2 separate regions of the Homo sapiens genome follow, and region 2 is linked to region 1. A link is a contact called in ENCODE Hi-C or POLR2A ChIA-PET data. All regions are on one chromosome and are shown on one strand. The core of a region is the stretch at or near the end of the contact, and the rest is flanking DNA. Distances in the headings are between cores, read along the strand shown.

Region 1 (2,846 bases), core at 199-2,698:
GAGTTCAAATCTGGGCTCTGACACTTGCTGTGGGGTCACCAGGAAGGCACCTGTCCTCTTGGAACCCGTTTCTTCTTCATATATGAAACTGAAATCCTGGCATCTCTCCTTTGGGGTTTGTAAGCATGAGGATTTGCCAGTGTAGTGGTTGACTTTATGGACTTTAGGTCATAAAAGGGTAATCAGCTGTCATCCAATGCGAACACAGTAAAAAAGGAATAAAGTTGTAACTACATTATAAATGGTCATGTCTGTAACCCTAGCCTAATTTTTGAATGTAGTACAGAAACCACCAGCCACAGTGTGAGCCGAAGCCAGTTTGTAATGTACCATCAACAGCCAGACACACATCACAACTTTAGGCCTCAGTTTCCTCACTTATGAAGTGGAGACAACTTATCTCCGAGGGCTACGCGGGGCAAGATAAATAGGTACAAAAATACATAAATATGTACCTGGCCCACAGTTAAAACGCTTAAAACACTCCAGCTCTGTCGTCTTCTCTTAGATTCTAGAAATGCCACAACTTTCTCTTATTTCTAGATGCTCTGTAGGTTCAGGGCCGTAGAGGCTGTCCACGGGCCTCACAGGAACGCACCAAAACCAGGACATCGCAAGCACAGGCGCACAGACCCAGACCCCGGCCCCGGCCCGGCCCGGCTGCAGGGCCGGGCTCCCCACATCGACAAGGACACCGGAGCTGCCCCGAGACGCCAAGAGGGCTGCGAAGAGCTGCCTTTGTACTCAGAGCCAGACGCGGCCTACGGGACGGGACCGCCACGTCTGGGGCTTGCGGGCTGCAGGGCGGCGCGGCACGCGTGGGTACACCCTGCGGGGGCGGGCTGCGGCCGCGGGGAACAGCGGCGAGAGGGGGGCCCGCGGGAGATGCGGTCCTGCCCAGCCGCGCCGAGAAGGCGGGGAAGGCGAGGCCGGAACACACCCTTCCCTGCACGCCTCGGAGCGCCCCGCCGGTTGGGGAGGGCAGGAGGCTCAGGCCGGAGCCGCGCAGGGGACACCTCCGCCCCCGCCCAGGAGTCCTGTCAGGCCGGCGCCGCGGCGCTCACCGCCGACCCACGGGCTAGCCACGGCCTGACGGGGCCTGGCCCCGGGGCGCCGCCCGCCTGCGGCCCAGTCTCCACCGTCCCCACACACGCCCCTCTGAAGAACCCGGCGCGAGGAGGTATCAGCCGGCCGGACACTACGGAAGGCCCGGGTTACCTGGGGGGTTGCTGGTGGCTGGGCAGCTTTCCGGGCGGGAGGGGGGCGTCAGGACCAGGAACAGGAGTGCGGACGCAGCGGGAGAGGGGGCGGGGGCGGTCGACCGAGGCGCCGGCAGGTACACTGGCAGGCCGAGAGGTGCAGACGCGCCGGCAGCAGTAGCGGCAGTAGCAGTGGCAGCGGTGACTGCTCCTGTGCTCCCTCAGTATCTTCCTCGGGCTGGTCCAAGATGGCGGCGCTCCCTGCACAGGGTTTCCTGTCACCCTCGCAATGGGCCGGACCACAAAAGAAGGGGGAGAAGATGCGCGCGCAGCTGGCGGAGCCCGGAAGAGGGTGGCTGAGGCCAGCCCGCTAGCCACGCCCCTTCCTCAGCCCTCACCTCTGGACTTGTCGCGCCGCCGCTGAGGCCCGCCCCACGGGCGCTCGCGCCCGGAGGGAAGGTGGAAAGCGCGTATGCGCAAGCGCAGTCGCGTGTCCTCGCCTCTTGGGGGAGCTACTGCGCAGGTCTGCGTGGAACCTGGTGGGGTGCGCCTGCGTCTTGGAGAACTAGGGTTGTCGCTCGTGGAGACTTTTGAACAATTTTTAAAGCCAACATTTACCACTTATTGGACGCTTACCGTATACTGGCCACCATGCTAAGCATGCATTTACTGCATTCATTCAACGTGTATTTATGGGGGCATTTACTGTATATACCGCTGTATGCTTCGTATATACCGGTCCTGTCCAACAAACGTCGGAGGCACGCATCCCCATTGTATCCATGGAGAAACTGAGGCTCAGGTTGGTCAACTCTCTTGTCCAAGATCACGCAGCTAGGAAGTGACCCTGCATTTCATCTCTATTTTGACTTCACTTTGGGGTTGCCTTTGACAGGGTGAGAGAAATGTGATATTTTTCACAATTTGTCTACCACCTGCCATCTTCCAACTTGCTCTGCCATAATCACTGCCCCAGAAGGTTTCGTGCTTTTCGGGTGCAGGGACACGTTTTGACTTTCTTGGACCCTGAGCACTTTTGCCTTGTGGCTTGTACATTACACACACACATATATTTCACACACATGTAAGTTAAATATATGTATAAATATTTAACATATTTTACAACTGCATTGATATAAACATGACGTATCAATATTATATAACAAAATATTTTCTCTGACCTGAAAGTTCATTTTTTTCTTCTGACTTTAAAAGAATGTAAGCCGGCCGGGCGCGGTGGCTCACGCCTGTAATCCCAGCACTTTGGGAGGCCACGACGGGCGGATCACGAGGTCAGGAGATCGAGACCATCTTGGCTAACACGGTGAAACCCCGTCTCTACTAAAAATACAAAAAAATTAGCCGGGCGTGGTGGCGGGCGCCTGTAGTCCCAGCTACTCGGGAGGCTGAGGCAAGAGAACGGCGTGAACCCGGGAGGCGGAGCTTGCAGTGAGCCGAGATCGCGCCACTGCGCTCCAGCCTGGGCAACAGAGCGAGACTGTCTCAAAAAAAAAAAAAAAAGGAACGTAAGCAAGGAGGGCTGGTAGTCTGCGCCTGTAATCCTAGCTACTGGGGAGGCTGAGGAGAGAGGATCGCTTGAGCCCAGGAGTTCTGGGCTGTAGTGCACTGTGTCACTAGATAGAGTGT
Region 2 (2,846 bases), core at 209-2,708, 2.1 Mb after region 1:
TGCCCTCCACCTCACACACTCCACGCCACCCCACACCTGTCCCTCTCCCCCAGCTCCTGCCCCTAACGTCCTCCAACACTTGCCAAGAACCCCTCACCCTCCGTCCTACCTCAAAATTCCCTCTCTTGCTGATCCCACCTTCTTCCATACTTCCTGCATAAACACCCTCCATTTCACGCACTTCTCCCGCTATCCTTTAAATGCCCCACACACCTCCTGCTCTCCATCCCCATCACCCTTCTCCTACTGTCCCCACCTCTCTCTGCAAGCCCTCAAACTAAGTCTCTGCCCCAATGAACTTCCCCCTTCCACCCCATACTCCTCTTCCCTGAGCACCAGATACCTGCCTTTTTATCCTTACATGTCAACCCCCTCCCGCCTCCCTGCAGGCTCCCCTATACACCTGGCCACACACTCCCTCACACCCCTCGCAGGTCTCCTGGAGCCCCTGGGCCTACCCTTCATTTCCCTATCACCCCAGAAGCCTAGGCACCCTGCTCCCCTCCCTCCCTTTCAGGCGCTCCCTGCCTGCCCTCACTTCCCCCTGCCCCGACCCCCTCCTCCATCGTTCCCCTTCACGGGCGTCCCGGTGGCCTTCCTAATACCCGCCCCACTCCCTGCCCCTGGCACGCAGCGCTCCTTCCAGTCCTGCTCGAGTCCCCAGTCTTCTCCCTCCATTCCCACCCCACTCGTCCCTGCCCTCCCCAAAAGCCCCCTCATTCCCTCTTGAACCCCACAATATAGTGCCCCCCCCCACCGGACGGAATGTCCTCCATCTCGCACTCGCCTGGCCCAGGGGGCCCCCCAAACCTGCCTGAAGGCTCTCCTCCTCCATTGGGCCGGATCCCTCTGCACCCCTATTTACCCCCAAATCTGCCCACACCTTCCGCCTGCCCCCCGAAGCCTCTCCCCAGCTCCTGCCCCCAATGTCCTCCAACACCTGCCCCGAGCCCCGAGCCCTCCGTCCCGGAAGACCTCCCGGCACCGCGTCCCCCAACCCTGCCCACGCCCTCCCCTGATCGGCCGGGACCCCGTCCCCGCGAAGGTGAGGAAGGCTGCCCGCTGCCCTTGCCCGAAGCGGCCGGGGCACCGCAGCGGCGGCGGCGGCGGCCACAATGCCGGAGCCGCGGGGCCGGGATTGCTCCCTGCTCTCCGCCTCGGCCGCCACCGCCGCCGCCGCTGCTAAGGACGCACAACAAACAATGCGGGGCCCGGGCCGGCTCCGCCAACCGCCTCAACCGCCGCCTTAACCGCCGCCCGCCCGGGACGGCCCGCCGCGCAGGCGCCCGCCCCGCCGCCGGAGCCTACCCGCGCCGCCGCGCTCTGCCCGCGCCCGGTACCCGCTCCCGCTCCGCCGCCGCCGCCACCTCGCCCGCTCGCGTCTCCGGCTCCTCTGCCCAGCGGCGGCGGCTGCGGCGGCTGCTGCCCTGGTGGCGCTCGCGGCTCCGGTCTCCGCTTCGGCGGCGGCAGCGGCGGCAGCGAGCACGTGACACCGTCGAGCGCGCCCATTGGCCAGGCCAGGGGGCGGGCCCCGCGGCTGCTGGGGAACGGAAAGCCCGCCCCCTCGTTCGCCGCGCGCCCCCTCCACGCGCGTCCTGCCGCACCTGAGAGCGCCGGCCAGCGCCCGCCGCCGCCTTGCTGTGCCGCCGCCTGCGCCAAGTGCGCACCTGGGAGCGCGCAGGGAGCACTCGCCGCCGGCGGCCTTATGCACCTGCCAGCGGACGCTTACGTAAACTGCGTCCCCGCCTTCCTCCCGGCCCCAGGCCCCCGCTCGCTGCAGCACCTGAGCCCCGCTGCGCTAGCGGCGTAACTGCGGCGGAGCGGAGACGAGCTGCGCTGGGAGGCTAGCGAAATGCACGGAAACTTCGTAACTTCCGAACCTGGGAGCTGCGCCGAGCCGCGGCGGCTAGCCGCCTTCCCCGGGCCCCGCACCCCAGTGCGGGATGCCCCCCAACCCCAGCAGCCACACAAATGGAGTAGGCGTCGCACTGCCTCCCGAGGTAGAGGGGCAGGCCAGTAGGCTTTGACTTGTGCCACCGCCCACCTACTTGCTGGCTGTGTGACCTTGGCCAAGTTACCAAGAACCGTTCTGAGCCTCAGTTTCCTCATCAGGAAAACTGGGACAATAATTCCAATTTAGGAGCTGTTGGGGAGATGGCATAAGACAATAGGTGTGAATCCTGGCACACAGCAGTCGCTGAACAGAAGCTGCTACAATCACCTCTCCTTCACCTGCCTATAATGAACCTCGCTGGGATTGAGTTTGGGCCCAGGACCTCTCTGACCTCCTTATGGTTGGGTCAGACTTTGGCTGAACACCTACCAGCTCTGTGCCAGGGGCGGCGCTGGGGAAGAATTAAAGGTTCGCTTTCTATTCTACAGTCCCTGGCCTCAAGTTCTTGGTGCCCAGCATTCTGCTTGCCAGTATACAGTCCCTGCTGTATACCGGGGGGTTTGCAGGCTGCAGGGATGCACTGGCAAATGAGACAATGTCTTTGCCCTAAGACAATTCCCAGCCTGGAGCAGAAACGACCTGACCACTCAGTGCCAAGACAGAGGACCTTGAACAGCCCAGGGGTTGAGGAGGGACTCCCCACAACAGCCCCCTTGGGGCCCCTTTTCATCTTTCTAACACACCAGGCTCAAATATTTTAACAGCTCTGTTTCATTCACAGAATAAAGTGTAAAAAACCCAATTTCAACTGAAAAGGCCTTGGTGATCTGGCCTTAAGCTTCAAGGTGCACGCCCTTCCCTTTGCCCCTCCTTCAGGCCAATGTGACCCTCCAGCCACACAGAACTACAGTACTGTTGTTTCCAGAGTATGCCCAGGTGTGTAGGAGCCTGA

Evidence for each region. Hi-C counts contacts between places; a loop is a spot of excess contacts on that map. ChIA-PET counts read pairs that join two places held with the same protein, here RNA polymerase II (POLR2A). Pooled maps may share reads with other maps.
Region 2: a loop to region 1 is called in a pooled map, with 9 times the contacts of the local background. The contact joins the promoter of STRBP here to the promoter of RAB14 in region 1. A Hi-C loop is called at or near these places in 1 of 168 maps with a recorded cell type or tissue (dorsolateral prefrontal cortex) and 9 of 50 pooled maps. POLR2A ChIA-PET finds 5 or more read pairs at or near these places in 1 of 52 experiments (activated T-cell).

The regions. Positions count from the first base shown.
Region 1 is chr9:121,200,421-121,203,266 of GRCh38, forward strand. RAB14 (RAB14, member RAS oncogene family) reads right to left here and starts at 1,449. Exons shown (of 8, transcript NM_016322.4): 1 at 1,219-1,449. It also overlaps a transcript of GSN not described here and the pseudogene RN7SL181P. RefSeq lists silencers at 631-880, 901-1,370 and enhancers at 1,063-1,562, 1,381-1,600, 1,871-2,030.
Region 2 is chr9:123,267,128-123,269,973 of GRCh38, forward strand. It overlaps STRBP (spermatid perinuclear RNA binding protein), which reads right to left and starts at 1,459. Exons shown (of 19, transcript NM_018387.5): 1 at 1,309-1,459. RefSeq lists silencers at 1,185-1,234, 1,405-1,884 and an enhancer at 1,285-1,785.